3 separate regions of the Homo sapiens genome follow, and all the other regions are linked to region 3. A link is a loop called in an ENCODE intact Hi-C map of the cell type or tissue named here. Cell type or tissue: heart left ventricle. All regions are shown on one strand. Links, peaks and the distances in the headings refer to the core of each region. The heading gives the core; the rest is flanking DNA.

Evidence for each region. A loop is a pair of places that touch in the nucleus more often than their neighbours do. Peaks named below come from ENCODE experiments on the same cell type or tissue, not always from the same donor. Only the 100,000 strongest peaks of a DNase experiment are listed, where the experiment ranks them.
Region 1: it touches region 3 in a loop (3-fold over the local background); 42 of 110 quality-filtered maps call a loop at or near these places.
Region 2: a loop joins it to region 3, with 9 times the contacts of the local background. A loop is called at or near these places in 91 of 110 quality-filtered maps.

Annotation. Positions count from the first base shown.
Region 1 is chr12:116,700,628-116,706,745 of GRCh38, forward strand. No RefSeq gene overlaps it. Among named protein-coding and RNA genes, the nearest start is that of SPRING1, 34 kb to the right of the region's middle. In heart left ventricle, for the core only: a CTCF peak has its summit at 2,756 (motif pointing right); a DNase peak (open chromatin) is centred at 2,784.
Region 2 is chr12:117,023,048-117,029,165 of GRCh38, forward strand. It overlaps FBXW8 (F-box and WD repeat domain containing 8), which reads left to right. Exons shown (of 11, transcript NM_153348.3): 9 at 1,100-1,273; 10 at 4,347-4,457; 11 at 4,981-6,118. The coding sequence ends at 5,125. Among named protein-coding and RNA genes, the nearest start is that of TESC, 73 kb to the right of the region's middle. RefSeq lists enhancers at 1,078-2,277, 1,597-2,132, 2,133-2,668. In heart left ventricle, for the core only: CTCF peaks have their summits at 2,660 (motif pointing right) and 2,865; a DNase peak (open chromatin) is centred at 2,644; H3K27ac peaks cover 854 bases.
Region 3 is chr12:117,116,700-117,122,817 of GRCh38, forward strand. The region is part of intron 2 of TESC-AS1 (TESC antisense RNA 1); the gene reads left to right. It overlaps LOC105370010 (a long non-coding RNA gene), which reads right to left and starts at 4,338. Exons shown (of 4, transcript XR_945398.3): 1 at 4,151-4,338. RefSeq lists an enhancer at 1,794-2,388. In heart left ventricle, for the core only: CTCF peaks have their summits at 3,213 (motif pointing left) and 3,416; no DNase peak of the experiment used is centred there; H3K27ac peaks cover 1,954 bases.

The DNA.
Region 1 (6,118 bases), core at 689-5,688, 420 kb before region 3:
TTATACTGAGTCTAACTCTCTTGCCCAGACTGGAGTGCAGTGGCATGATCTCGGCTTACTGCAACCTCTGCTTCCCATGTTCAAGCGATTCTCACACCTCAGCCTCCCGAGTAGCTGAGACTACAGGCGTGCACCAACACGCCCAGCTGATTTTTTTGTATTTTTAGGAGAGACAGGGTTTTGTCATGTTGGCCAGGCTGGTCTCAAACGCCTGACCTCAAGTGATCTGCCTGCCTCGGCCTCCCAAAGTTACTGGGAATACAGGCGTGAGCCACCACACCCAGCCTACATATGTTATCTTTTTAATCCCCCCTAAAAACCTGTGGGGGAGGGTATTACGATGCATCTTGGCAATTTTACAAATAAAAATTCCCAGCTTCAGAAGGGTTTAGAATTGGTTTAAAATTATGCCACGTGTAAGGGGCAGAGTTGGATGGAAGCCCAGGTCTGTCTGCTCAAGCCCACTCAGCTCTCTGTGCTGGGTTCCATTCTCCCATGCCACACATACAAGTGTATTCTTAGTATGTTTCTTTCCTTTGCTTTTTTCGTTGAAGAGCTGGGGTCTCACTATGCTGCCCAGACTGGTCTCAAACTCCTGGGCTCAAGTGATCCTCCCACATCAGCCTCCCAAAGTGCTGGGATTACAGGCATGAGCCACCGCCCCTGGCCATCTTCGTATATTTCTTAGTATATTCAGAGTTGCACAGCCATTCTCACAATCAATTCTAGAATATTTTCATTACCTCCCTGAAAGAAATCCCATATCAATTAGCCATCACTCCCCATTTCCCCCAGTCCCTTCAGCCCCAAGCAACCACTAATCTACTTTCTGTCTCTACAGATGTGCCTATATTCCGATTTGCCATTTCTCGTTAAGTGGAATCATAGATGATGTGGCCTTTGTGACTAGCTTCTTGTTTAGGATTTAGCATCAGGCTGCCGAGTTTCATCCATGTTGTAGCATGGATCAGCACTTCCTTCCTTTTTGTGGCTGAGTAATATTCCACTGTTTGGGTAGACCACATTTTGTTTATGGTTGAATAATATTCCACTGCATGGGTAGACCACATTTTGTTTAAATATTCCTCTGCTGATGAACATCTGGGCTATTTCTACCTTGTGGCTACTGGAATAGTGCTGTTGTAAATATTTGTGTACACATTTTTCCGTACATTTTAGAAAATCACATTTTTGTGCCTTTTGTTAAAGACTGAAAGAAAAGTTATAAACACATGCTCTCATTGAACAGTGTTACAAATATTTATTGAAACGACTGAGGCATTTAGGGCAGGATAAAGCAGCTGGGTATGGTAAAAAGAAAAGTGAGTCAAAAGTCAAGGCCGGGCATGGTGGCTCACGCCTGTAATCCCAGCATTTTGGGAGGCCGAGGCGGGGGGATTGTTTAAGTCCAGGAGTTCGAGACCAGCCTGGCCAACATAGCGAAATCCTGTCTCTGCTAAAAATACAAATATTAGCTGGGCATGGTGGTTTGTGCCTGTAGTCCCAGCTACTTGGGGGGCTGAGGCAGGAGGATCACTTGAACCTTGGGAGGTTGAGGCTGCAGTGAGCCGTGATCGCACCACTGCACTCCAGCCTGGGTGAAGGAATGAGACCCTGTCTCAAAAAAAAAAAAACAAAAAAGTCAACATACAGAATGATTGATCTTTTTGATTCATTCACTAAATACTTATTAAAATATCTCCTGAGCATAAGATGGTATCCTGGGTACTGATGATTTCACTCCCTAGCTAGTCTATCATTCCATTATTATTATTATTATTATTATTATTATTATTATTATTATTATTTTCAGATGGAGATTCACTCTTTTCACCCAGGCTGGACTGCAGTGGCATAATCTCTGCTCACTGCAACCTCCACCTCCCAGGTTCAAGCGATTCTCCTGCCTCAACCTCCCGAGTAGCTGGGATTACATGTGCATGCCACCAGCCCTGGCTAATTTTTGTATTTTTAGTAGACATAAGGTTTCCCATGTTGGCCAGGCTGGTCTCCAACTCCTGACCCCAAGTGATCCGCCCGCCTTGGCCCCTCAAAGTGCTGGGATTACAGGTGTGAGCCACTGCACCTGGCCTATCATTCCTTGAAAAATACAAAGTTGCTGCTGTTCTAGAAAACAATCAAAGGTCAATCATTTGTCTTTTCAGGGCCTCCTCTTCTCATCAGCAGGCAGGGACAGTGCATCGACCCAGAGGCCTGGGAGAGGCAGGAATAATGATGCGCCAGAGAGAATTCTGGCTTCGGGAGAATCAGAGACTTAACAAATATAATGCTGACAATATGACCATTATGACACAAGAAACTATTTGTATCCATTGTCCTTTCCTCGCCTGAAATAACCTATTGCTTCCTACTCGGTGATGACATTTTTCAGGCACCAAGAGTTGCCCGTGGAACAAGAAGTACATAAACTTCCTTGCTTTGTAGAAAACAGATTCCGTTTTATAAGTGGTTTAGTATTTAGACACTACCTCCAAAGGTTGGGAAGGCCCTTACAAAGCAACAGGAGTCGGCCAGAATGAAAAGAATCAGCCGATGGCTGGGAGGCGGAGGCTTCAGTGAGCCGAGATCGCACCACTGCACTCCAGCCTGGGCGACAAAAGTGAGACTCCATCTCAAAAAAATAAAAATAAAAAAATAAAAATAAATAAAGGAATGATAGACTTGCCAATCTGCCTTGGAGAAGCAACAGACGGCTAAATCGTAGGGTTCCTGGCATTGCATTTGCCCACATTTGCCAGCAGATGGCGACGTGATCCTGCAATGTTGCATTAGTGCAACCCCGGGCAATGAAAGGTCAGGGACAGGGCACCTGAAGCTGGCTACTTGGAGACTTGGGAACCTCATCTATTGCTTTGCAGAGGTCCGAACACCACTAAACACATTTGGGAGGGAGGAACAGAGGAAGGTCGACCAATGACGTGTTTAAAACAGCTGCAAGGATCGGATGAAATTTGCAATTGGCTTGAGCTTGAACTCCAGATAATCTCCAGAATAAAGACATGGGGGTGGGAGTTAAAACAAAGAACTTGATGCAAATTAGGGTCAAACAATGATCCCCTTATGGCACATCCATTCCAAGGAATATCTTCAGTCATTAGAAAACCAAGTGGTGGTCTGAGCACGGTGGCTCATGCCTGTAATCCCAGGGCTTTGAGAGGCTGAGGCAGGCAGATCACTTGAGGCTGATTCAAAACCAGCCTGGCCAACATGGCAAAACCCCATCTTTACTAAAAACACAAAAATTAGCCGGGCATGGTGGCATGCACCTGTAATCCCAGCTACTCTGGAGGCTGAGGCAGGAGAATCTCTTGAACCTCAGAGGCAGAGGTTGCAGTGAGCTGAGACCACACCACTGCACTCCAGCCTGGGTGACCCAGTGAGACTCTGTCTCAAAAAAAGAAAAAAAGAAAAAAAAATTAGACAAATTGAACTTCATCAAAATTAAACTTCTATGCTTCCAAGAACGCCATCAAAAAAGTGAAAAAAACCAACCACAGAAAGGGAGGAAATATTTGCAAATCTGATCTAGAATATATAAAGAATTCTAACAACTCAAAAATGAAAAGACATAAAAGCTAATTTTAAAATGGGCAAAGGATTTAGATACATCTCTCTCCAGAGAAGATACACAAATGGCCAATAAGCACATGAAAAGATGTTCAACATCATCAGCCATCAGAGATGTGCAAGTCAAAACCATCCTGCGATAGACCCCACTTTACATCCACTAGGATGGCTATAATTTTAAAAAGCAGACAATGACAAGTGTTGGCAAGGATGTGATGAGAAATTGGAATCCTTGTACATTGTGGGTGGAAATGCAAAATGGTATAGCTGCTTTGGCAAACAGTCTAGTAGTTCCTCAAAAGGGGAAACACTGATCAAATTTGACCCAGCAATTCCACTCTTTCATATCCCAAGAAAACTAAAAACATAATTCATGTCCACGAAAAACTTGGACATGAATTTTAAAGCAGCATTATTGGCCAGGTGTAGTGGCTCACGCTTGTAATTCTAGCACTTTGGGAGGCCAAGGCGGGCAGATCACTTGAGGTCAGGAGTTCAAGACCAGCCTGGCCAACATGGCGAAACCCTGTCTTTACTAAAAAAAAAAAAAATACAAAAATTAGCCAGGCATGGTGGCACATGCCTGTAATCCCACTATTTGGGAGGCTGAGGCAGGAGATAACTTGAACCCGGGAGGCAGAGGTGGCAGTGAGCCAAGATCGCACCACTGCACTCCAGCCTGGGCAATAGAGCGAGACTGTCTCAAAAAAAAAAAAAAAAAGAAATAAAGAAAAGAACAGAAAAAAATCATTATTCATGAGAGCCAAAAGCGGAAACAATCCAGATGTCCATCAACAGATGAGTATTTTAACAAAATGTGGTATAGCCACACAATGGAATACTATTCGGTCATACAAAGGGATGGAGTACTGGTCCATGCTACAACATGATTGAACCTTGAAAACATCATTTTAAGTGAAGGAAGCCAGACACAAAAGACTCTACTAAAAAGACCCTGTCTCCACTAAAAATACAAAAATTAGCCGGGCATGGTGGCATGTGCCTGTAGTCCCAGCAACTCGGGAGGTTGAGGCAGGAGAATCACCCAAACCCGGGAGGTGGAGGTTGCAGTGAGCTGAGATTGTGCCACTGCACTCCAGCCTGGCTGACAAGAGCGGAACTCCATCTCAATCAATCAATCAATCAATCAATCAATAAAATTGATAGTGGTAATGGATGCACAACTCTGTGAATAAAGTCATTGACTTGTATACTTCAAATGGGTGAATTGTAAGTAAATTATATCTCAATAAAGCTGTTACCAAAAAATCAAATGCTAGACTATTTAACATGGAAAACCATTCCCATTACATTGTTAGGTGAAGAAAGGGAGAGAGAGAGAATGGGGCCCCAGGGCTGCTGGGTTCCATAGCTCCCTGTGAATGATGGCCCTTGGAGATGCAGAATGAAATGTGGGATTTCACCCCTCTCCATGATCCATGCATGCGTGGTGGAAATTGACTCTGGCTGCCCAACTCCGCAGTGGCGTGCAACTCACTTTCTCTCCAACTCATCCTTCAAAGCCCTTTAAGGGATATTTGGTTACAACATGGTAAAATATAATGAGATTCCAATTTTTGTTTCTATTAAATATATTAATATATAAGCGCATGTGTGCATGAAAATAGATACACATCAAAGGATAACAGTGGTTGTCTACAGGTAGAAAGGTTATGGAGCTTTTATTTTCTCCTTCATATTTGTATTGCTCTAATTTTCTGTAATGCAGTGTATTAATTTGCAATTAGAAAAATATATATATGTATTTTAAAATGTGTCTATAACCCCAACACTTTGGGAGGCCAAGGTGGGCAGATTGCTAGAGTCTAGGAGTTCAAGACCACTTTGAGCAACATGGCAAAACCCCGTCTCTACAAAAATACAAAAAATTAGCCGGGCATGGTGGTGTGCACTTGTAGTCCCAGATACTCCGGAGGCTGAGGTGGGAGGATCACTTGAGCCTGGGAGGTTGAGGCTGCAGTGAACCGTGATCACACCAGTGTACTCCAGCCTGAGTGACAGAGCAAGACCCTGTCTCAAAAAAAAAAAAAATTAAAAGATAAAAATAAAAACATATTGTTTTATTCTGTAAGTCTTCTCTGCCTGCCTCACTCACATAGTAACACTCCTTTTATCCTCACATTTATAACCCTGTTTAACAGGTAGTGGCATAATTGCTTATCTTCTCCAACAGACATCTGAAGACAGATATCATTCCTAATTTATCATTCCATCCAAAACCCAGAAATGCCTGCCTTTGATATGCCTGGTGAACATAGTACGCATTACCAAATACTAAGCAGTATCTTCTGTGTGAAGCCTACATTAAAATTTTATTCAAGACTTTGTACCCTTTGAGGAGACAGTAATACAGTCCCTTCAATGCTTTATATTATCATGAAGGATTATTTCCCTTTTTGCCCTTGCTGCCAGGAAGCTTACTTGCATCAACTGTGTTGCTGGCTTACAGTTGCACATCTGATTCTAACTTTCTTCCTTGAGTCTAATGTGTGGCATTTCCTCAACTTCT
Region 2 (6,118 bases), core at 752-5,751, 93 kb before region 3:
TTTTCTGTTAAAGAAAAAGAAGTCTTTCTTTATTATGCCTTCACACTTGGTAGCTAAGCTAGGTATAGAATTGTTGGTTCAAAATAATTTTCCCTCAGAACTTGGAAAATTGACGTGTGTGCGCATGCTTGCATAACTAGAGTCAGGGCACGGGACATGTTTCAGAGAATCCTGTCGCTCCACAGCTTTTGGGTCAGACGTGCGTTTTTAATCTTACATCCTTGTGCTTGTCCTGTTCCTTGCTAGATGCTGGGGTCTTTCTTTTCAGGGCAGGGACTGTCTTTTCCTTTTCGACTTGCATCACAGGGTCTCTTAAGCTCATCTTTACATTTATTAAATGTAATGAATTTGATTTACTTTTAGCCTTTGGCTTATTGTAGAAACCAAGTAGGGTGGTGTTTGTAGTGGATACGAGATTTCTGTCCCATTATCTAATTTATCCTCGTGAAAAATTCCACATACATAAAAAGTAGTTTTTAAAGAGGTTCTTAAAGAAATGGGGATTATTATAAGGCAAGTAATTATTTCAATAAGTGACTGCCCAGGGTACACACACCCTTATCCCCGCTCTGCTGTGCTTATCAAGGATAAAGGCTTTCCCTTTCTCAGTTCCAGCAAGACAGCAATGAACTTACAAAGTCAAGTGAAATACCCAAAAAGTGTTCTTTTCCTAACCGGGTCCTCACCCGGTTAGGATCTGGGGTGTCTGGCTTTGTAGCTCTTGCCTTTAACAGGTTATTTTACCAACAGCAAAATTACTGTGCTGGGCAGTACACCTACTGCTGGGACAGGCGTCTCAGGCCAACCTGCGCATGCAGTCATGCAGGTGGCTTTTCCCTGTTAAGCAGGTAAAGTGGGCAGCCACTGTCCTTGGCCTGCGTCTTTCTTGCTCCATGTGCTTTTAAACCATTCAGATGAGACCGTGTGGGTCCTCCCTGACAGTCTGTGCTTGATGTCCTTATTATCGATGTTTGTTTGCAGCTGAGGAGTTTTTCATAGCAGTGTTGTGCATAGACCAGCACCGTGGAGGGGGAGTTTGTCATTTGAAGCTTTGACTCTAACCCCATTTCCCTTCTCTGCTCTTCCTGGGCCTGTCCAGGGTGAGGATCCACGACCTCCGCAGTGGTAACATCGCCCTGTCGCTCTCCGCCCATCAGCTCAGGGTCTCTGCTGTGCAGATGGATGACTGGAAGATCGTCAGTGGAGGCGAGGAAGGCCTGGTGTCCGTGTGGGATTATCGGATGAACCAGAAGCTGTGGGAGGTGTATTCCGGGTAAGGTGCATTCTAGACACTCTTGGGAGTTCCTAGTAGGAACAGGGAAGGCAGCACTAATCAGCCTGCACCAGGCACGGTGCTAAATGCCCCCTACCCCCCGGCTTCGCCAGGTGAATCCTTACTGTGACCCTAGGAGCCAGCTGCTGTCCCAGCACCGCTCTGCAGAGGAGGAAACAGGCTTGGAAATGGCGCTGGTCAGTGGGGATGCAGTTCCTGTCTCTGACATCATTCAGATCGCCACAATTCCTACATTAGCCAGGCCCAGCTTTCTCTAAGAATGAAACTACTTTTTTGCAAGTGCTATTCTGATTATTTTAGGATTTCTCCATCTTAATAAACAGAAAAGGGAACTCAAAAACATAGGAAGCTCGCTGGGCTAGACCAGGATGTGACACCCCACCTGCCCACAGGTGGAAGGCAGGGCTGGCCCAGCTGCTGTCCTCCACTCGAGTCCGTCATGTGTAACCATGGTTCTGCCCGTTGCTTAGACTTTCCTCATGCTGTTTACAGAGAAGAGCACTTAGGACTGAAGGGGTTCAGGCTCCAACGAAGGAGGAATTTGTCATTTCCACCTTTAACACCACTATTCAAAATATAAATAAATACTATCCTAAGCACAGGCTGATGGCGTCACAGAGGTAGGTAGGTTTACGCCAGTGGCACCTAACTGGTTAAGACATTTCCAGTGAGCCTGCTTCTGACCTTCAAAGCAGCAGCCCAGCCCAGGGCTGGCTCATCAGAGCTGACTTGAGCCCACCTGCCACCACCTCTACCTGGCCCTGCAGGCCTCGAACAGGAGACCCTGCGTTTGAGACAGGTGGGGAGAAAGGCAGCCGGCCCTCTCGCTTGCTGCCCTCAGCACCACTGTGAAGAGACATTCGGCCAGACACGTGGCTCACCTGTAATCCCAGCTACTCAGGAGACTGAGGAGCTCTCAAGGCCAGGGGTTTGAGGCTGCAGTGACTGTGTCACTGTACTCCAGCCTGGGTGACAGAATGAAACCCCATCTCTACAAAACCGAGATGATTCTGGGCCAGTGGCCTCTGAGCATGACAACATAGAAGAGCAGAAACAGGGCAAGGCCCTCCCACAGGAACTAAGATTTGTTCCCCACTTACCGCAAATCAAGGTAAACCGACCTCTGAGAACACAACCTCTGAGCAGCGACATGGTCTTTATGGAAGTGCAAGGTCAGCAATTTGACAGGTGTCTCCAAGAGGCGGCAGGGTTACATGCAGAATGGGCTTCTTCCTTGGAGGGCAGTGTTGGCAAACACTGTGGCCGGCACATTTTATCAGACAGAGCCCTGGGTACTGCCTGGCCCGCCCCCTCGCTGTGGCTGTGCCTGTTGAGGGCGCCTCGGCCCTTTTTCTGAATGGTGATGCACTGAATTGCCACCAGGTGGTGCCAAACGGCAACTAAAACTCCCGCACTGAAATTCCCGGAAGCATTGCCTTTGAGGAAAACCCTGGATCAGCCATCCAGGTCCTCAGGGATGGCTGCCAGCCCCCAACTCCAGTAGATCTCATTTTTCTCTCAGCAAAGCTTCACTCCCTGGGACAGGCCACTGAGATGAAGCCTAGCTAAGGAAGGCCTTCCCCAGAGGTGTGGCCCTGTCCCAGCACTGCCTCTGTCCCTGTGCGGTCCAGGCTTGTCCCCCACGTGGTCACTGTTTTCACCAGCACAAGGCTGACAGACACATGGTCTCCTGCCCAGAACTCACTGACTTGCTCAAGGCCTCACCTGCAGTGCCTGCTGCCAGGCCCCAGTCTGGCTGTTGTTTGGTCACTGTCATGTACCTCCCGCTGTCCGCTTCAGTCTCTTCAGCCCAGGTCCTCGCCTGCCTGACAGGGTGCCGTCAGTCCTCCAGGCTGCAGGCCTCCACCAAGCCTGCCCTCCCTCCCCGGGTCTTTCTCATCCTCCAGGTCCCATGCCAGGTCCACCAACACTTTCCTTCAGTCCTCCAGGCTGCAGGCCTCCACCAAGCCTGCCCTCCCTCCCCGGGTCTTTCTCATCCTCCAGGTCCCATGCCAGGTCCACCAACACTTTCCTTCAGTCCTCCAGGCTGCAGGCCTCCACCAAGCCTGCCCTCCCTTCCCGGGTCTTTCTCATCCTCCAGGTCCCATGCCAGGTCCACCAACACTTTCCTTCTGTGGGTGTCCCAACCCCAGGGAGGCAGGGACTGCTTCCCAGCTTCCCTCACTTCCAAGAATCCTTTGCTTTAGTCAAGGAGAGCAGCCCTGGCCCAGCCCACACAGGCCTCGTCCCCTCCTGTGCACCCCTCCCAGCCCACAGCACCTCCTGCTCCTCCCAGCACTTAACTCTGGGTCACACATTCTTTGTAGCTTGTAACATCGCTCGTGCTACAGAAACAATGGTCATGTTTTCTGGGACTGCATCTTACCTTCTTCACTAGCTAGGGCTCTCCCTGGGCCAGGCATCCACCTGGATGAGACATCTTTTTAATCCAGTGTCTCCTAGCTCAGTGCCGTGACCACAGCCGGTACTGCATGAAAGTTTCAGAATGAACGCAAACCTCTGTTCAAGAGACTTGGAACCATTTTGTTCCAAGATTTTCCGAACGTGCTTTCACCACCCAGGGTACGTGTGTCATTGCAGCCCTATGAGCAGGATGTGGGGGGCACCTTCATGGATCAACAGTGAACGTGCCCCCAGTGCTCCATAGATGATGGAGAGCCTGGCTGGGAAAGCTCAAGGGACTTGCCCAGGGAGGCAGCGATGGGCCAGTCTCTGTTGCATGTGGCTGATTCGTCTGCAGTAGGGTGTGCCCTTTATGTCTGGAATGTACCAGGTTGTGGGGGCAGATGCCAGCATGCGTACGGGGCATGCAGACCTGTTTACAAAGTCATGCCCAAAGCGTGGCCTGCTCACCTGAGCTTCGGGAACTGAGGTGAGACACTGCTTCCATGGGGGCCCTGTTCCCTCTGTGAAAGAGAAGCTTAGCTTTATGGGTTCTAGAATCCCCTGCAGCTCTGAACTCCCAGGCCTGCGGCAGCAAGTGCAGGCCCAGTGGACGCCCCCTTACGAGCTCTCTCCCACTGCCTTCCAGGCACCCGGTGCAGCACATCTCATTCAGCAGCCACAGCCTCATCACGGCCAACGTGCCTTACCAGACGGTAATGCGAAACGCCGACCTGGACAGCTTCACTACTCACAGGAGGTTAGTGGTGGGGCCGGGCGAGTAAGAGACCATCTTAGTTTGACTGATGTATAGAACCCCACCCCCCCCGCCGTGACACATTGCACCCTATGGGCTATACCCTCAGGCAGGGCCCTGCCTTTCTGCGAATTGGAAACATAAACGTGGATGCTGACCTGTACTGAGCACCCAGCATCTGATGCAGGACAGCCCCGTGGGGCGAGTCCACGCTGTCGGCTGTACAGAGAGGGAGGGCAAGCCGTATGCTGAGGGGCCTGCTGTGGTTAGAATCCTGTCAGGGGCAAGGCCCGCCCTCTTGAGTCCTTGCCCTGTGACACTCACTGCGCCCATCGGACTTGTGCACCCCCACGTTGACCGCTAAGCCGGGGACTGTGAGTATCTGACGCTGTGTGCCCAGAGAACGCGTTTGTGAAGCTGAACCTCTATCTGGTCTCAGGCGAACGCCTCCTGCACAGACAGAAGCGGCTGGGGTGAGGGCCAGCGAGGCAGCCCTGACCTGTCACCATCTTTGTGCTCTTTCTAGACACCGGGGGCTGATCCGCGCCTATGAGTTTGCGGTGGACCAGCTGGCCTTCCAGAGCCCTCTCCCTGTCTGCCGTTCATCCTGTGACGCCATGGCCACTCACTACTACGACCTCGCACTGGCCTTTCCCTATAACCATGTTTAGGGATGTGCCTCAGTTGGGAGCAAGGAGAAAAATGGGAAGAACCAGTTTTATCCATCTTAAAACGCCAGGCACCTCTTCACAGGTGGTAAACATTTAGGGGAAGAAAGCAGCCCAGGGTGCCATGCCTGACAGCACGCATCTCCCTGACCCCTGCACTTCCCCCAGCGCCTGGGGCAAGCTGGCGTGTGCCAGGGCTCGAGTCCCACGTGCTGCCAACTCAAACATAGCCTCCTTCCCCACCCAGCTGGCCACCCTGGCCTCAGCTCCCTCAGGACGCCTCAGGGATCTCGCTGCGCGGTCCTATACGGTCCCTGCTTAGCCAGCTTCTGTGTGTCCGCCCTCCCAGCTCCAGCCCTGCAGGCCGTCTTTTCCGTCTCCAGCCCCTTACCTCTTTTCCTCCGAGGGCCTTTGGATGTGCTTGTTCCTGGCCTCCAAGGCAATAACCTCCATGTCCTTTTCCCTGTATTTACTTGGGGTGCTCTTCTGTGACACTTGCCACCACCACCTTCCAGTAGCAAGCTGGTAGAGCTGTACTTTTTCTTCACAGCTTTTACCATGGTTTATAATTATATACTTATACAGTTTAGTCATCAATGACTATTTTGCTTACTATTGTGTCTATGATATGTGATACAAAGCAAATATTTTCTAAATATTCATTGACTAAACAGCCATCAAGATGAAACAGGACAGGAGAGAACTGTTCAGTGTGATACAGAGCTGCCATTTCCAAAGTATTCTGGAAGCAAGCCATTGCCTTACTCTTGATTTTCAACAGTTCTAAACAGCAACAGCATCCACCTAATATACCTTCAGAATATCAAAGCGAAAACTGATAGAACTACAAAGAGAAATAAAATCCATTCTCACGGCAGGCAAATCAGTGAGAAAAATGTAAAGATCTGGAGGATTTACTTAGTATCGCTAACAAGCTGGATCCAGTAGATGCGTATGGAATTTCAAATACACATAGACGATGCACAAAAAACCACC
Region 3 (6,118 bases), core at 509-5,508:
CCACCTCCCAGGTTCAAGTGATCTTCCCACCTCAGCCTCCTGAATAGCTGGGACAACAGGCCCGCACCACATTGCCCAGTTGTTTTTTTTTCATGTTTTATAGAGATGGGGTCTAGCCTTATTGCCCAGGCTGGTCTCGAACTCCAGGCCTCAAGCAATCCTCCTGCCTTGGCCTCCCAAAACATTGGGATTACAGGCATGAGCAACCGGGCCTGGCCTAAACGCGTATTTTTTATTGACTTTATATGACATTTATTTTTCCAGTTTTATTGATTTATAATTGACAAAAATTGCATATATTTAGGGTGTATATTGTGATATTTAAATATATGTCTATAAGTGAAATGATTATAATAGATAATTATTTCTATGATAATTAACATATCCATTAATATATCCATTTCAAGATAATTCACGTATCTATCCCCTTATATGCTATTTGTGTGTGTGGTAAGAACACTTGAGATCTAGTCTCTTAGCATATTTCAGGTGTACATTATTACTAATTACAGTCACTAATACAGGCCTCAGCCACTATTCTTAGTCTCAAGAACACACCTCCGCCATGCTACTGTGATCACTAGGTCTCTAGCACTTATTCATATTATGCTGAAGGTTTGTATCCTTTGACCAATATCTCTCCTCTCCCCCTGCCCCAGCCCCTGGTAACCAACATTCTACTGTCTGCTTCTATGAGTTGGACTTGCTTAGATTCCACACATAAGTGAGGTAATGCAGTGTTTGTGTTTCTATGTCTGCCTGATTTCAGTTAGAAAAATATCCTCCAGGTTCAGCCACAGTTTTGAAAATGGCAGGATCTCCCTCTTTTTTTTTTTTTTTTTTTTTTTTTGGAGACAGAGTCTCGCTCTGCCCCCCAGGCTGCAGTGGCACAATCTCGGCTCACTGCCACCTCCGCCTCCCAGGTTCAAGCAATTCTCCTGCCTCAGCCTTCCGAGTAGCTGGGACTACAGGCATGCGCCACTATGCCCAGCTAATTTTTGTATTTTTAGTAGAGATGGGGTTTTGCCATGTTGGCCAGGCTGGTCTCAAACTCCTGACCACAGGTGATCCACCTGCCTCAGCCTCCCAAAGTGCTGGGATTACAGGCATGACCACTGTACCTGGCCAAGGATCTCCCTCTTTTTGAAGGCTGAATAATATTCCTATGTGTGCGTTTCACATTTTCTTTATCCATTCATCTGTCGATGGACACTTAGGTTGTTTATCTTGGCTACTATGAATGATGTTGCAATCAACATGGAAGTGTAGCTATCCATTCAAGAAACTGATTTCATTTCCTTTGGGTAGATGCCCAGAAGTGGAATTGCTGGATCCTATGATAGTTCTATTTTTAATTTTTTGAGGAACCTCCACACTGTTTTCCACAATGGCTATACAAATTTGAAACAGCGTTTTAAGTTACCCATTTAAACTGTTACCCTTTCCTTCTTCCCTCACCCCCCACCCCACATCTCTCTAATATCTCCACTAAAAGCTCACAGCTCCTGGTAGGGACCACGATTTAACCTTGGCTTGACTTAATCTTTGCCCTCTATCCCCATAATTTATTTCCAGTCCAGAAAAAAGCCAGTGGTCACCTGTTGGGATTTTGGGCAAGTTCTGGGTTGAAATTCTCCTTCTTGTAGATTACAAGAGTTCTAGGCCAGGCGCGGTGGCTCACGCCTGTAATTCCAGCACTTTGGGAGGCCGAGGCACATGGATCACCTGAGGTCAGGAGTTTGAGACTAGCCTGGCCAACATGGTGAAACCCAGTCTCTGCTAAAAATACAATTAGCTGGATGTGGTGGCACATGCCTGTAATCCCAGCTACTCAGTAGGCTGAGGCAGGGGAATCACTTGAACCCAGGAGGAGGAGGTTGCAATGAGCCGAGATCGCACCACTGCACTCCAGCCTGGGCGTCAAGAGTGAAACTTCATCTAAAAAAAAAAAACAAAGAGTTCTAGAGTTCTAAAACTGTGATGTGCATAACATTCCCCTGGAGCCTCTGGTGTCGCAGGAAGGGTTGGGGACTCTGGGGTCAGTACCTGTTAGAAACCCCCAGGTGATGGTGAGGTTGGGGTGAGCAGGATGGCAAAATACTCTGCCCCCCACTGCTGGGAAAGGGATCTAAATCCAAGGGCCGCTCAGGGACTTCGCAGCCCCTCCCCTGTGGGCCTCTGCTCTTTGTCCCCATCCTATTGTTAAGGCCAGATGGCCACCCTTCAGCAAATAGTGGGAGGTGGAAGTGGCAGATTAGAGACCTCTAGACTCCAGCTAAAGCCTGCTCGTTGGGGGTCACCCATCCCTGTCCCACGCCTGCCTCAGCGTCCAGGCTGAGTGCCGCCCTCTCTGGAGGAACCAGGGTGGGCCACCTCAGTGAACCGGGGTGAACCGGCAGCTGTGGCTGAGCCAGGAGAAAACTCACACTCCCTCCAAGCTGCTGCTGCTGCTGGCTGGAAGCAAGGCTGGGATGCTCTGATGTCACCAGAAAGCGCCTCCTGTCAGGCCTCAGCCACTATTCTTAGTCTCAAGAACACACCTCCGCCTGTTAGAAGTCTCTCGACTTCAACAAGCTCTTTATAAATAACTTAGAAACTGGTAGTGTGCAGGGCTGCTGGCTAAGAACTTCTTTCTTTTATGCAAGATGTTCCAAGGGCCTCAGTGGTAGGCACACCTCGCTCCCGGGGAGCCCTGTAAATGTTATGATCTCAGGAACGGACGCTTCCATCCATGGGTGCTGCTGGCCCAGCTGTGCGCTAAGTGCCAAGCAGTTTCACAGGCAGTTCCAGAGCAGCTGGACGACCTGGATTCAAATCCTGGCTCTGCCACTTCCTGTGTGAGCTTGGGAAAGTCGCTTTGCTTCTCCTTGCCTCTTTGACTGCATCTACAAAACCAGGGCAATGAGAGTTGCGACAGCCCTGGGCTGTAGCAAAGAAGAAAAGAACTGAAACACACCAAGTGCTTAGAACAGCACAAGCCAGCAGCCGCCTGGGTGTCTGCCACTATCTTACTGTTGCTACTGATGTCCTTAGGAAGCACTTGTCCAGGAGAGACCTTTATCTCCATTTTATCCACAGGAAACAGAGACTCCTGCCCTCAGGTTAAATGACTGGCCTCATTCACCCGCCCTGTTGGTAGCCAAAGCAGGACTTGAACCCTAGTCTATTCCACTGGGAATCTCACGGTAAATTATAAAACTCTGCTGCCCCCTAGAGCATGAGGAGGGATCAGGCACAATCAAGACTAGCGGGGCTTCTCACCTGTGGGAACCTGTGACCAGCAGGAAAATCACTCCCTGGACACTGCTGGGGGAGCCACCCTCCTCCACCATCCTCCTCCAACATCTTGAGACCTTGGGCAGCTCAGTGCCCCCTCACTGAGCCTCAGTTTCTTCATCAATAAAATGGGTTTATAGTAACAGCATCTACCCTGTAGAGTAGTATGACAATTAAAGGACATGAGCTTTTAGGCCAGCCGCAGTGGCTCACACCTGTAATCCCAGCACTTTGGGAGGCAGACACAAGTGGATCACTTGAGGCCAGGAGTTCGAGACCAGCCTAGGCAACATAGAGACCCTGTCTCTACTAAAAATACAAAATGTAGCTGGGTGTGGTACCCTGTGCTTGTAATCCCAGCTATTCGGGAGGCTGGGGCATGAGAATAGCTGAACCCGAGAGGCAGGGGCTGCAGTGAGCTGAGATCGCACCACTGCACTCCAGCCTGGGCGACACAGCGAGACTCTGTCTCAAAAAAAAAAAAAAAAAAAAAAAAGGACGTGAGCTTTTATAAAGGCACCCTCTCCCATTTTTTTCTCTGGCCACATTGGGGTGAGTCCCATCAGCTTCCTGGATAAGGCAGGCCCCCTCCAAGACCAGCTGACCTCTCCAAGATGTGCCAGGGCTGCGGTCGCTCACGTCTCCCTCCAGGTCACCTTGGGGACTTCTCAAAACTTCATCTTTGGCACAGATTCCCTGGTGACTTGAGCTGGTTGTTTATGTGCATAAATGTCCCCTTACCCCACTGATGGACGTTGAGGTTCTTCTGATGTCCTCCCCGAGCAGGTGTTCCAGCAGGGTAACTGCTGAACCTGATGTTTCTTCTCCTCCCCCTCACCACCCACCCACCCCTAGTCATTGTGGAGCCACTCACTTGGCATGGAGAAGCACCATCTGGTGGCTTTTTCCAGGCGTTTTCCATATTTGCTATGGGACACCACGCTTGGTTGAATTCACAGGAGGGCCAATGCCTCTGGGGGCCTGGAGTGACGTGCTGGTTCCAGGAGGGAGTCAGGAATAGGAGATCTCCATTTCTCGTGTTAACACTTCCTTGCCAGGCCCCTACCAGACAATGTAAGAGGAGGAGCTCCAATGTGATGCAATCGACAGAGGGGTGCATCCTGCTCAGAAGGCAGGGGAGGCTGGGCGCGGTGGCTCACGCCTATAATCCCGGCACTTTGGGAGACCAAGGCAGGTGGATCACTTGAGGTCAGGAGTTCGAGACCAGCCTGGCTAACATGGTGAAACCCCGTCTCTACTAAAAATATAAAAACTTGCCAGGCATGGTGGTGGGCACTTGTAATCCCAGCTACTCGAAAGGCTGAGACAGGAGAATGGCTTGAACCCGGGAGGCGGAGTTTGCAGTGAGCCAAGATCGCGCCACTGCACTCCAGCCTGGGGGACAGACCAAGACTCCATCTCAAAAAGTGGGGGGGAAGGCAGGGGAAAGCAAACAGTATGCCTGGGCTAGTAATTTATTCATCAGACTAGAATGAATTCCCTTCACCTCACTTTTCCCCCCTCTCCTGTTGGTGCATCCTACAAAGGCCAGTTTTTAAGTTCTCCTTTTTGGAAATCTCCCACTGTCCTCAACTCAGCAGCCTTTTCCTTCTCTGAAATGCTACAAGAGTAAGAGTAACAGGAAGCCGGGGGCTGCAGGATCTGCGGGTGCTATGGAACAATGTATCTATGGGTCATGTCCTTTGCGGAGGTGGTGGGGGAAGAAGTCAGGAGAGAAGGAAGCAGTAAAGGCAGATGGCACATTCACTGGTAAGGCTAAGAGGAAAAGGGAGGCCTGAGATTCACAATAGGGAAGAATTAGGATTTCTGTCATCAGACCCAGGGAATCTGGACTTTGAGAGTACTGCCCCACATGGAGGGAGAAAGGGCCTTGATATCTGCCATCAGCACAGTGACTATAATTAGGGCTCAGCTGAGGTCCTTGAAAAAAATCCATTCTTCCTTCCTGGCCAAGTAGCAATTTGCAGCGTTGTGTACTTGGTGGGCACCGCCAAGTTTCTCAGGATGGCACAGTGTATTCCTTAGTCAGAATCTTTAACCCCAGAAGGTTTAGCATTAAGTACAGAAAGGATGAAGTAATGCAAAGTCATAGCTTCCTTTTTTTTTTTTTTTTGGTCCTGTATTATATTGAAAAGTAATCTACGTATATTGGTATACTTTTCTATTTTAAGGGTTTGAAATGTTTAAGAGAATTTGGCATCGTCTAACAGAAAGGCCTTGTGATTCCAATTTCAAATGAATTGAGTAATCAGTTATGGCCAGATATTTTTGTAAATTGTGGTAAAATATACATAACATAAAACTGACCATCTTAACCATTTTCAAGTGTGCAGTTCGGTGGTAGTAAGTATATTCACATTGTTGTGTCAGCCAGATTTTAAGCTGGAAGTTATATGAGAACTTAATATTAAGTTTGTAAACAGAACACTACTCTTTAAGAGAACTTAAAATTTGCATATTTAAAGTTCAATTTATTAGATGTATAAAAATTCATAATGAAGTACTTAGGAAGGTTCTGAAAAGTGCTTAAGAAGAAATCAAATATATTAAATTCATTAGTATACTTAAAGTATTTAAGGGAATTTATTGAAGTGGCTTTAAAAAACCCTTTAAAAGGCTGGGCACGGTGGCTCATGCCTGGAATCCCAGCACTTTGGGAGGCCAAGGCGGGCGGATCACGAGGTCAGGAGATCGAGACCATCCTGGCTAACACGGTGAAACCCCGTCTCTACTAAAAATACAAAAAATTAGCCAGGTGTGGTGGCGGGCACCTGTAGTCCCAGCTACTCGGGAGGCTGAGGCAGGAGAATGGTGTGAACCC